Linked DNA regions of Homo sapiens: regions 2, 3 and 4 are each linked to region 1. A link is a contact called in ENCODE Hi-C or POLR2A ChIA-PET data. All regions are on one chromosome and are shown on one strand. The core of a region is the stretch at or near the end of the contact, and the rest is flanking DNA. Distances in the headings are between cores, read along the strand shown. Region 1 holds the start of CLUH (CLUH binding protein of NUMT mRNA). Region 2 holds the start of TAX1BP3 (Tax1 binding protein 3). Region 3 holds the start of DPH1 (diphthamide biosynthesis 1). Region 4 overlaps SMG6 (SMG6 nonsense mediated mRNA decay factor).

What was found. A loop is a pair of places that touch in the nucleus more often than their neighbours do. ChIA-PET counts read pairs that join two places held with the same protein, here RNA polymerase II (POLR2A). Pooled maps may share reads with other maps.
Region 2: a loop to region 1 is called in a map of tibial artery, with 4 times the contacts of the local background. The contact joins the promoter of TAX1BP3 here to the promoter of CLUH in region 1. A Hi-C loop is called at or near these places in 3 of 168 maps with a recorded cell type or tissue (naive thymus-derived CD4-positive, alpha-beta T cell and tibial artery), 3 of 37 single-sample maps with no recorded cell type and 18 of 50 pooled maps.
Region 3: a map of CD4-positive, alpha-beta T cell shows a loop between it and region 1 (7-fold over the local background). The contact joins the promoter of DPH1 here to the promoter of CLUH in region 1. A Hi-C loop is called at or near these places in 1 of 168 maps with a recorded cell type or tissue (CD4-positive, alpha-beta T cell), 2 of 37 single-sample maps with no recorded cell type and 10 of 50 pooled maps. POLR2A ChIA-PET finds 5 or more read pairs at or near these places in 2 of 52 experiments (GM10248 and HEK293).
Region 4: a map with no recorded cell type shows a loop between it and region 1 (8-fold over the local background). The contact joins the enhancer-like site here to the promoter of CLUH in region 1. A Hi-C loop is called at or near these places in 1 of 37 single-sample maps with no recorded cell type.

Annotation. Positions count from the first base shown.
Region 1 is chr17:2,710,319-2,713,238 of GRCh38, reverse strand. It overlaps CLUH (CLUH binding protein of NUMT mRNA), which reads left to right and starts at 1,475. Exons shown (of 26, transcript NM_001366661.1): 1 at 1,475-1,677. The coding sequence starts at 1,578. LOC105371592 (a long non-coding RNA gene) reads right to left here and starts at 930. Exons shown (of 2, transcript NR_136412.1): 1 at 840-930; 2 at 406-757. RefSeq lists enhancers at 210-1,105, 1,106-2,002, 2,837-2,916 and silencers at 1,167-1,346, 1,477-1,596.
Region 2 is chr17:3,667,067-3,669,986 of GRCh38, reverse strand. It overlaps TAX1BP3 (Tax1 binding protein 3), which reads left to right and starts at 1,409. Exons shown (of 4, transcript NM_014604.4): 1 at 1,409-1,499. The coding sequence starts at 1,461. EMC6 (ER membrane protein complex subunit 6) reads right to left here and starts at 1,175. Exons shown (of 2, transcript NM_031298.4): 1 at 1,088-1,175; 2 at 322-889. The coding sequence starts at 840. The coding sequence ends at 508. It overlaps P2RX5-TAX1BP3 (P2RX5-TAX1BP3 readthrough (NMD candidate)), which reads left to right. Exons shown (of 15, transcript NR_037928.1): 12 at 1-929. RefSeq lists enhancers at 1-489, 490-1,020, 1,553-2,083, 2,084-2,615 and a silencer at 1,122-1,461.
Region 3 is chr17:2,028,684-2,031,603 of GRCh38, reverse strand. It overlaps DPH1 (diphthamide biosynthesis 1), which reads right to left and starts at 1,451. Exons shown (of 13, transcript NM_001383.6): 1 at 1,374-1,451. The coding sequence starts at 1,434. RefSeq lists enhancers at 520-1,111, 1,112-1,703.
Region 4 is chr17:2,100,176-2,103,095 of GRCh38, reverse strand. All of the region lies in intron 13 of SMG6 (SMG6 nonsense mediated mRNA decay factor), which reads left to right. SMG6-AS1 (SMG6 antisense RNA 1) reads right to left here. Exons shown (of 2, transcript NR_199038.1): 2 at 793-1,974. Among named protein-coding and RNA genes, the nearest start is that of SMG6-AS1, 12 kb to the right of the region's middle. Within about 2 kb of position 1,460, at least 10 of the 41 ENCODE cell types and tissues checked have a DNase peak (open chromatin) inside an H3K27ac peak, as active enhancers do.

The sequences.
Region 1 (2,920 bases), core at 226-2,725:
CTCGTGATCCGCCCGCCTCTGCCTCCCAAAGTGCTGGAATTACAGGCGTGAGCCACCGCGCCCGGCTTTTTTTTTTTTTTTTTTTTTGAGACGGTGTCTGTGTCACCCAGGCAGGAGTGCAGTGGTGCGATCATAGCTCACTGCAGCTTGGAACTCCTGGGCTCAATCTGAGCCGTCCTGAGTGATACTCCCAGCTCAGCTCCCAAGTAGCTGGGACTACAGGCGCGTGCCACTACACCTGGCTTTTTTTAAACAATATTTTTTGTAGAGACGGGGGTTTTGAAATGTTGCCCAGGTTGGTCTCAAACTTCCGAATCCTGAACTCAAGTCATCCGCCTGGCTTCGGCCTCCCAAAGTGCTAGGATTACAGGCGTGAGCCGCTGCACCGCCCGGCCGAGAAGAATCTTACCAGTTCTCATCTTCCTTCCTCCCGTTTAAATGCTCACATCAAGTCGCTGGCTTTCCTCACCACGTGCTCTCCAGAACAAGGTCGGCTTTCCTTCGCAATTTGTGCGAGGCCCTACCTAAGGCCCTCCCAGCCCACCTCGGGAAGCTGAAGCTTTCCAGTTCTCATTAGAGCTTGACAAACGCTCCGAAGGTTATAGGCCTCGGGTGCTTCCCAAAGGCCCCCTGCGGCCTGGCCAGGAAAGACCCACCGGCGCTCTCTGCCTGGAGCACTTCAACTCACTGCAAGACCTGGTCCCAATGTCCCCTCTGCAGCATTCTCTGACCTCACCGTTCCGTCCCCGCCAAGCCCCTGCCAAGTGAAAAATACGAGTTAAAGCGTCCTGGCTGTGGATGGAGTCAGACCCGGCTCTACCCCTTGCTCTCTGTGTGACCTTGGTCTCGGCCTCCTCCACTGTAAAATGAGGACACCAGCCTGGAGGTGAGGACCCATGGGTCGAGGACGCGGGTAGGGAGCCCGTTCTGGCTCGGGGCAAAGTTTGGCGGGTCCATTCTGACTCTTGATCCCCATTAGCCACGTCTCGCCCTCGCCTCTCGTGCCCGTGCCCTAAGCGACCCTCCACTCCCTCAATAATCCAGCCGCACCCATTCGGCGGGAAAGGGCCTGCCGGGTGGGGAGGGCGCTGAGGGTCACGCGAACACCGCAGATGACAGACTGCGCGGTCATTTAGCAAATCTGCAAGAGAAAACAGGGGATCCTTGGAGAGGGGAGGATTAGCCATGGCAGAACCAGACCAGTCTCCACCCAAGGTCACAGTGCCCGCCCGACGGGCAGCGAGCAGCAGGGAGTCTCCCCGAGGCCCCGCCCCGCGAGGGCGCCCAGCCTCCCTGGGCCTTGAGTCAGAGTGCGTTGCCTTTAAGACGTTCTGGAAAGTCACCGCGTCCGTGGGCGGGGAACCAGGCGCGGCGCGTTTTGTCCCTCGCGGGCCGCCGTGGGCTGGGCCGGGCGCGAGGGTGGGGCAGGGAAACGGCGGCGGGGTCAAAGGCCACGGCGCGCACCACGTGGGCCGGTGACTCCGTCCTTCCCTCAGCAGCCGCGGCGCGCAGGGCACTTGGGTTAGTGGCGCGGCGGGCGGCGCGGACAGCCGAGGCGGACGCCCGCTCCCGCCACCATGGTTATCAAGACGGACGAGTTGCCGGCGGCCGCCCCGGCCGACAGCGCCCGGGAACACGGCTCGCAGGCCGGGGGCAAGGGGCGGCCGGGCGCGGCCGGTGAGCGGGGCCAGGGCCAGCGGGCCGCTGGGCGGGGGGCGCCGGACCAGGGCGGGCGGGTTCGGGACTCCGCGGGGATCGCCGCCTTCCCTCCGCGTCGGGCCCGGTTGTATCTCGCTGGGGCCTTCACCGGGTCGCCCCCGCGCTGAAGGTCACCTTCACAGTCGCCCCCGGCTGCGGCCCGGGTTTCGCACGTGCGGTCCCGTGGAGGGCAGCCTCGGCTGGCACCCTCGGCGGGCACACGCGCGCCTCATCGCGGGGACACGTGCGCGCACACGCGGTTTCGGGGTGCGCCGCCGCCGCAGACCGAAAGAATCGGCGGCCCCACCCCCTCTGCGCCCGAGCATGGGAGCTCTCTGAGCTGGGGTCGCTCCGACGTTTGCGGGACAGCCCCCTTCGGCACCTGCTCCGCGGCGGCCTCCCAGGCATCCCCTGTGCGCAGGGCTGCAGCCCTGGGAGTGAAGCTCCGCTCGAGGCTTCCCAGGCTTGGTTTGTGGGAAGAGCACGAGGTGCGGGGTGTGCGTTGTGAGGGGCGTCCCTGGTTCATGCCCTGAGGCCAGGCTATAACCGCAGGTCTTCAGGCTGTGGCGGAGACTCTCAGGTGTGTTGGCCTGCTCGGCCGACCTGGTGTAGGGGGCGTCTGCCTTTGCATGGGGCAGAGCCAAACTCCTTGGCAGGGGGAAGTGTTTGTGCCAGAACTTGATCATTAACCTGCCTTATTGCGAAAAGTGGGTCAGACCAGAGTTGCTGTTTTTAAGGCAAAGGTCGTTAGTGTGGAGTCAAGCTCCCAGCGATCCCCCATGGGGGCTGTATGGTGGTGACTGTGGCAGTGGCTGCAGCTTGTCTCGGGTGGGGCCTGCTTTCCCTTTCTCCTGAGCCCCTTCTCTTCCTTCTGTTCCCTCCACCGTGTCTCAGACTCCAGCCTTGGGGCTGGAATCCCCTTCCCAGGCCCTCAGTCGTCATCTTCCTCAGGCCCTCTTTGCTCTGGGTGGCAGTGGAGGTGCAGAGCTACTCCTGTCCCCCAGTCCCTCCCTCCTCCGTCGACTGTCCTCAGTTGGGACTTGTGGTCTTAACGCCTCATCATCTCCCTTCCTAGCTTCAGTGAGTGCGCCAGGGCTGACTTGGGAATCAGGATGGGGACAGCGTTCAGCCCTCTGACCCTGTTCCCATCATAGCGGAGTTGCCTTGGGGTGAGGGACAGGTGCTGGGGCAGTACTGCTGATTGTCTAGACAAGGCCAAGGT
Region 2 (2,920 bases), core at 160-2,659, 960 kb before region 1:
CCATGTTGGCCAGGTTGGTCTTGAACTCCTGACCTCAGGTGATCCGCCCACCTCGGCCTCCCAAAGTGCTGGGATTACAGACATGAGCCACCGTGCCCGGCCCAGGGAGCTCTTAATACATATTAACTGTTACTGCTTCTTAGGATGTTAATAAGTTCTTTCCTTATGTAGGCCCTTAGGGCCCGTTTCTGAATGGCCTATGTGTAAATACAAGGACTTAACACAAGGCTATGGCCCATTCCTTGCTCTCCAGGAGTCAAATCTCGGCGATTTTGCATCAGTGGCAGCCTAAGCGTTACAGCAGGAAAGAACTCCACAAAGTGTCTCACGCTTCATTTAATCTGAAGAATATTACAGGCTCTCCGTCTTCAGATATAAATTATTTATAACGTTACAGAACAAGCAGCGAATTCAACCACTTAAGAACTAAGGAAGTCTACATGGTGTTAATTGCTGGCCACAGTCCTCCCGATCTGGTTTTTTAAAAAAGTCCCCCGGGCCCCCATTTCAGTAGACGTGCACCATGCCGTAGAGGAACGTCCAGAACAGGACGTAGGTGAAGAGGCCCCCGATGAGGCCTCCTGTAAAGAGAGGTCTCCGTGATTTGAAATATTTGTTCCACCTCCTTCCCGCCTTGAGAATGAGGAGCAGGGAGAGCAGGACGGAGGCGAGCAGGTAGAAGATGAAGCCGTAGAGGCCGGTGAGGCCGAGGATGCCGGCCGTGGCCCCCGACAGCGCTGACACCGAGGTCCGGCAATAATCCAGGACGGCGGCGTTGCCCCGCACGGCCGCCTCGCTGATGAACGGCGGCCCTTCCCGCTTGGCCACCACCGCGGCCATCGCACCAGCCCGGGCTCGGCCTCTCGCTTTCTCGCGGAACAACGCGGAGCTGCGGAGAAAACCAAGTTACAAGTGGCGCCCGGAGCTCGGTGAGTTGGGTTCACGCCGCCCCCTCCCCCTGGAGCTTCCGAGACCTGGCACCAGTCCTGGGCCTCGGATCTTCCAAAGACGCCGAGGAGATTGAGGGTCCGGGCCGGCCGGGAGGTGGTGGCGCGTCTGCGTTCCCCGGCCACGGTGGCCCAGTTACCTGGAACACGGCGCCGGACACACTACTTAGCGTTCCCTCAGACGGGCAGTGGAAGAAATGCCCGCGGCGCCATCTTGCTCGGAAGACTGCCGGGAGGTCTCGGGCTGCGCACGCGCCCAGATCCCGCCCCGCCCTCCGCGCCTGCGCCGTGGGCGCCCCGGACACGCTCCGCCCTCTGCCCGCTTTTCTGCGCACGCGCAGGGACTTCCGAAAGCGGAGTGGCGCTCCGGCCAGTGATTGGCTGGAGGTTTGTTAACTATTCATGAGGGGGCGGGCCGAGCGGGGCGGCCTTTGTTAAGCAGCGAGGGCGCGACCGCGGGTACTCTGCTGCCGGCTTCTCGGAGCGGCGCTGGGCGACCAGAGCAGGGTCGAGATGTCCTACATCCCGGGCCAGCCGGTCACCGCCGTGGTGGTGAGTGCGCTTGCGCGGGCTCCTCCTCGTCTTGGCCTGACCCCACCTCGCAGAGCGGGAAACGGACACCCCAAGCAGGTTGACAGAGCATCGAACCCGGGGCTCCTGCGAACCGGCGGCAAGGGCTCGGGTCCCCGCTTTGCCGGAGCGGGCCGCAGTTCCCCCAGCCACGAAACAGGGATGGCCGGGACCCGAGAGCCTCCCGAGACCCTGGACAGAGCCCAGACTGCGTGCGCAGGGCGGGGAGGGCCACGGGGAAAGGCCTGGCTGCAGGAGCCTGGAAAAGCGCCCCCTTCCCGGGCCTCCGTGTCCCCAGACGGGGAGCTGCTGGGGGCGGGCGCCGATCCCGACGTCCATGAGTCGCAGCCTCTGGAATGAGGAAATGCTTCCTCCGCTGCAGCCTGCGCCGCCGCCCGGAGGGAGATCTGGGGGTGGGGCTCTCCCGAGCCTGCCGTGGCAGCCCCTGCCCCCTTCCTGTCCAGCCTTGCTCCTCCAACCCACTCGCCGCCTGGTCCAGGGTGGACGCTCGTATAGCTGCGATGAGCGTTTCCTCTTCGAACTTTTCCTGGGTCTCCAGCCCTTAAGGCAAAAAAGTCCAGGCCTCCCTCCTGGCACTTGAGTCCTGAGTAGACCCTCCGGGGGCTAGCCTAGGCCCCTGGCCGCCCTCTGGCTTGTTTTAGGTGCTGGGTGCTATTAGACTAGGCAGAGGGAGGAAGGAAGGCTGGGACGTTAGACTCAGACGCCGGTGTCACAGAGGGACACAACCCTATGACAGAGGTGGGGAGTCCCAGAGAGAAGTGCTCAGCCAGAAAAGACCACCTCAGGAAAGACTCAGGTCTCCTGCCTACCTCCCGACAGCGTTCAGAGAATGAGAAGAAATGCCTGCCCGGTGGGCAGTAGGTCAAGCGAAAGTCCCCGCCCTGGAGCCATAGGGACTGGGTGTGTTATCTCAGTTGGGTGTGCTGGAGAAGCTCCAGCAATCAGGTGGGTGGAGGCAGAGAAGCCACTGATAAAGGCGACAAGTGAGGCTGAGCTTAGAGCACTGGCTCAGGCCTGGGCCAGGAGGAAACATTGCTGGACCAGCTGACAGCTGTCCTAAGCTTCACCCTCCCTGCACCAGCTTGACTTTTTTTTTTTTTTTTTTTTTGAGACAGTCTTGCTCTGTCGCCCAGGCTGGAGTACAGTGGCGCGATCTCGGTTCATTGCAACCTCCGCCTCCTGGGTTCAAGCGATTCTCCTGCCTCAGCCTCCCGAGTAGCTGGGATTACAGGCATGCACCAGCATGCCCAGCTAATTTTTGTATTTTTAGTAGAACGGGGTTTCACCATGTTGGCCAGGCTTGTCTTGAACTCCTGACCTCTGGTGATCCACCTGCCTCAGCCTCCCAAAGTGCTGGGATTACAGGCGTGAGGCACCACACC
Region 3 (2,920 bases), core at 202-2,701, 680 kb after region 1:
AAGACGCAGGGCTAATTTTTTTTTTTTTTTTTTTTTTTGAGACAGAGTCTCACTCTGTCTGTTGGCCAGGCTGGAGTGCAGTGGTGCAATCTCGGCTCACTGCAACCTCAGCCTCTCGGACTCAAGCAATTCTCCTGCCTCAGCCTCCCGAGTAGCTGGGATTACAGGCGTGTGCTACCACACGCGGCTAATTTTTGTATTTTTAGTAGAGACAGGGTTTCCACCATGTTGGCCAGGCTGGTCTCAAACTCCTGACCTCAGGTAATCCGCCCGCCTCAGCCTCCCAGAGTGCTGGGATTACAGGTGTAAGCCACCGTGCCCGGCCACGCACGGCTATTTTTTATTTTTTTGTGCATACAGGGTCCCCCTATGTTTCCCAGACTGGTGTGGAATTCCTGGGCTCACACAATCCTCCTTAGCCTCCCAAAGTGCTCAGACTAAAGGTGTAAGCCACTATGCCCTGCCCCGACAATTAAGCTTAGTTCAACCCCGTTATCTCTTCAGGAGCCACAGAGTCTGAGGATATGAAAAGGCAAGAAATTAACTTATTCAACGAATATGTATTGAGACTGTGCTATGTGCCACAACTTCTGCTAGGGCCCCACACTATGATAGGAGGGACCCGCCCAGACATGAGGCTTCACCCACTGTGTGGGCGGCGGTGGGGATGGTCCAGCGGAGGCTGGGGCCCTGAGATCAGATTTGAACGTTACCACTGCTATGGTTTTTGGCCAGTTGTTTCAAAAGCCTTGGACAATCAGCCTAGGCTTCCTAGGCCCATTACAGATCCTCCTCTGACAGGTCCCTAGTGGTCGCTGGCGTGTAAGGAACTGCTAACATTAGCCCTTCAATGTGTCCCAGGGACCAGTAGGCACCTCCTCCTTTATCACGTGGCTATGATATGTTTACATTAACATTCCCCCAGTAGACTGAGATCTCTGATTCTAGTACCTGCACCCAGCGCAGGCCTGGCATTCGGTGGGCGCTCAGTTAATGCCTGGCGAATGAAACCTTTTGCCTCTTCCCTGAAAGCATTCCCTGAGGGCGCACTCGTAAAATGCCCGCTGCATCTGGCCTGGCCCTTTCCCTCCCCGTCGAGTCCATTTTATCCGTCTACCCGCCAAGACAAGGCTGTAGTTTCCGATTGGAGGATTAAGGGCTGCTCTCGGTCGTGCCCTAAAGCTGCAAAAGACTGGTACCCCTGGGCTCCGGCTGACAGCGACCCCGAGCTGGTGACAGCGGCCCAAGGCGACTAACAGCGGGATCTAGCGGAGAAAGGCGCCGCCGCCGTTAAAGGGGGTTGGTCCTGTCCCTAACTTGGGGGCCCCGCCCCGAGATGCGAGGTCTGGAGGGCGCAGCGTTCCAGCACCCACCTCTGCCAGGGCCGTCTCGGCCGCCCTGCTCCGCTGCCCCGGATACGACCAGCGCCGCCATCACCTGCCTGCGCATGTGGTACTAAAAAGACAGCGCTGGAAGAACGCGGAGAGCGCAGACATTGCGATCGATCGCCGATCGGCCAGCGGGGGCGGGGGATACCCGCTGGGCGGGGCCATAAAGGAGGAGATAGGGGCGGGGCTGTAGTGGGCTCCACCCCAGCCCAGAATGCCGGGACTCAGGATTCCCTAGAGGTCCCCGACTATGCAGTTGCCCTTGCCCTGCGACTTAGTCTCCCACTCCTCTCCCCGGCCGGGCACGAGCCTGGCACTCCCGGACCGGTGCTCTCCTATGTGCGAACTCCCTGCACGAACTCTGCAGGCCGAGTCTTGTGAAGGGGACACCCACCAGATGTTCCTTGAGCCCCCCCTGCCAGTCTCCCCTCCTGGTAAGCAGTGGTCGGTCACCCGGCCGCCGTGTGGGGCCACGTTCCCTACCTAGGGGGACTCTACTGTCCGGCAGGACAGAACTCAGGGACCACCAGCCCAGCTCCAAGTTGAGAGTCTTGGTGCAGGTTTGTGGATCGCCCTTATCAGCTTTTTAAATTATTTTTTTTGAGACAGGGTCTTGGTCTGTCGCCCAGGCTGGAGTGCAGTGGTGCGATCATGGTTCACAGCAGTCTCAACCTTCTGGGCTCAATTCATCTTCCTGCCTCAGCCCCCTGAGTACCCGGGACCACAGGCGTACGTTCAGCTAATTTTTTTTTTTTTTTTTTTTTTTTTTTTTAGTAGAGATAAGGTTTCACTATTTTGCTCAGGCTGGTCTTGAACCTCTGGACTCAAGCAATCCTCCCACTTTGGCCTCCCAAAGTGCTGGGATTACAGGCGCGAGCCACTGCACCCAGCCTTTATCACCTTTAGAATCCACTGCGTAGACCCTGTAGAAACTGCCCCTCTGGGGAAGGCCCACAGCCTGAGGGTGCTTTCCTGGGAAGGTGGGCAGTGGAGGACTGTGATGTCTAACCCTTCTGGACCCTGGCCAACCTTTGCCCTGCCCCTCAGGGCTGGTCTTTCTCCTGATCACTGGCCAGAGCCCCAGAGACCCCAAAGAGAAGACAGCCAGTGAGACGGCTTTGACCTGTGGAAGAGCAAAGTACCTGCAGGACTGGCCCTCAGCAGTCTGTCCCGTGGAACAATGGTCTTCCAGGTCTGACGGTCTACCCAGCCCCCTGGCATCCTCCTCCTCTCTCTGCGGTGGTGCTGTGATCACAGCTGGCCCTTTAAGTCAGCTCTGTGTCCTCGGGCTCCCCCAGAGGCCCTCCCTGCTTGGAAACCCCTAATTAAGGTGCAGGGAGAAGTAAAAACAAGCAGCCAGAGACAGGCCCTGCCTGGGAGGCTGCCCAGAGAGGAGGAATGGCTGGACAGGCAGGGAGTGAGCAGCTGAGGGACCATCACCAAGGGTCAGTGCTGTGCCCCCCAGGCCACCGGCACTCTTAGGACAGGTAGCTCTAGACAGAAAAGTGACCAATGTGGGTCCCAGGAACACT
Region 4 (2,920 bases), core at 211-2,710, 610 kb after region 1:
GTTCACTGCAGCATTAGTCACAATAACCAAGTTATGGAATTAGTCTGAGTGTCCATCAACAGATGAATGGATAAAGAAAAGGTGGGACATACACACAATGGAGTACTATTTGGCCTTTAAAAAGAAATTCTGTTGTTTTCAGCAACATGGGTGGAATTGAAGAGCATTATGCTGAGTGAAATAAGCCAGGCACGGAAAGACACATACCATATGTTCTCACTTACATGTAGAATCTGAAAGAGTCCAGCTCATAAAAGCAGAGAGTAGGATGGTGGCTACAGAGGCTGGGAAATGGGGAGATGATGGTCAAAGGGTTCAAAGCGTCAGTTCCATGGGAGAAAGATGGGTGTGTGTTTTTCTGAGATCTGTTGAACAGCATGGTGAGCATAAAAATACAGCACTGTACATTTAAAATTGCTTTAAGAGGTCAGACGTGGTCACTCACAACTGTAATCCCAACATTTTGCGAGGCTGAGGCAGGATGATCACTTGACACCAGGAGCTCAAACCAGCCTGGGCAACATAGTGAGACCTCATCTCTAAAAAAAAAAAAAAAAAAAAAAAAAATGAAATTAGCAGGATGTGGTGGTCCACGCCTGTAGTCCCAGCTACTTGGGAGGCTGAGGCGGGAAGATCACTTGAGCCTGGGAAGTGAAGACTGCAGTGAGTCTTGATCACACCACTGCACTCCAGCCTGGGTGACAGAGCAAGACCCTGTCTAAAAGAAAAAAAAATTCCTTTAAGAGTAAATTTCAAATTTTCTCACCACAATAAAATGATAAGTATTTGAGGTGATGGGTATGTTAATTAGCTGGGTTTAATTATTATACATTGTATTCATAAAATATATCACTTTGTACCCTTGTAAATAAACACAAATATAAATTGTCAATTTATAATAAAATTTTGTAAAGGACTAGGAATATAGATCTTCAGAGTTATTAGCATCTTGCAGACAGGGCTCAGTAATTTGCCTGAGAGCACACAAGTTAGGAGGCCACGACACTGTCGTTCCACTAGGCCCTGCTTGTCCTAGACTGTGGCGTGTCACCCACCCAGGAGGAGTGCACCATGCCCAGAAGAGTTCAGTCTTCAAGAAATCAGCTCTGAGAGGCTGCCTTTTTCTCTTCTTCTGTGAATTTCCAGGCAAGAGAAGAGCTTTCTCCTTGGGGAGATGGTGAGGGTCTCTGAAACACCTGTGAATGTTCTGGATCATGGAGAGCTGTGGCAGTTAGAACAGTCCGGCCCCTGCAGTTACTGGCTGCATTTCCTGAGCAAGTTACTTCTCTGTGCCTTAATTTCCTCACCTCTATAATCGAAGCAGTGACAGTATCTACTTCATGAGGTTGTGGGGATCACGAGTTGGTTCGTGTAAAGCATTTGGCACAGTGCCTGGCTTGTAGTAACCATTCGCTCGGTGTTCGCTGTGGCTGCGAAGGGTGAGTGAGGCATGCAGCAGGTTTTATTACGTCCCGGAAGGCCGATGGCACTCTTCCAGGAAGGTAGCGCTGGTGAGCTGGTAAACCTTGAATGAGGAAGTCATTTTATCTGGCTTTGGATCTTAGTTCTCCTGAGAATGTCATTGAATTTATTTGAATTTTAGTTTCCTCATCTACATCATCTGGATGTAGTAACTGCATCAAAGAGTGCAGAGGATTTCTAGATCCTAAAAGTATCATGAAAAATATAAAGTAGGTTGGGTGCAGTGGCTCACGGCTGTAACCCCAACACTTTGGGAGGCCAAAGCAGAAGGACTGCTTGAGACCAGGAGTTCAAGACCAGTCCTGGCAGCATAGCGAGGCCCCATCTCTACAAAAATAAAAATTCAAAAATTAGCTGGGCATGGTGATGCATGACTGTCGTCCCAGCCACTTGGGAGGCTGAGGCAGGAGGATTACTTGAGTCCAGGAGTTCAAGGTTGCAGTGAGCTTTGATCACGCCACTGTACTCCAGCCTGGGTGACAGAGCAAGACCCTGTCTCAAAAAATATATAGATAGTAGTAGTGTTTGCACCTTTGAAAAATAGAGTTGCATTTTGAAGAGTCTAGTAAAATTGTGACCACTTTGACCTAACCTTCCATCCTTTAAAGCAGTAATTCTAAAACTCAGTGTTCATAAGTACCTGGAACACTTACACACATTCTGGCCAGGTGCTGTGGCCCACACCTGTAATCCCAGCACTTTGGGAGGCTGAAGCAGGGGGATCTCTTGAGCCTAGGAGTTCAAGACCAGCCTGTGCAATACATTCTGGCCAGGTGCTGTGGCTCACACCTGTAATCCTAGCACTTTGGGAAGCTGAAGCAGGGGGATCTCTTGAGCCTGGGAGTTCAAGACCAGCCTGTTCAATATCGCGAGACCCCATCTCTACAAAACATTTTTTAAAAATTAGCTGGATGTGATGGTGTGCGCCTGTATTCCCAGCTACTCGATAGGTTGAGACTGCAGTGAGCCGTGTTTACACCACAGCACTCCAGCCTAGGTGAGAGAGCAAAACCCTGTCTCATAGAATAAAATGTTTAAAAGTACACATTCTAAGGTCCTATCTCAAGAAATACTAATTCATTGAATTCAAAGTGGAATCCATAGCCAAGGAGTAGTGTTAGGTAAAAAGAAAACAAACAAAGTCGGGCACCAGTGGCTTATGCCTATAATCCCAGCACTTTGGTAGGTGAAGGAGGGCAGATCACTTGAGGCCAGGAGTTCAAGCCCAGACTGGCCAATGTGGTGAAAACCCATCTCTAAAAAAAATACAAAGATTAGGCCAGGGACGGTGGCTCACTCCTGTACTTGAACACTTTGGAAGGCCGAGGCGGGCGAGTCATTTGAGGCCAGGAGTTTGAGACTAGCCTGGCCAACATGGCAAAACCTCATCTCTACAAAAAATACAAAAACTAGCTGGGTATGGTGGCACTTGCCTGTA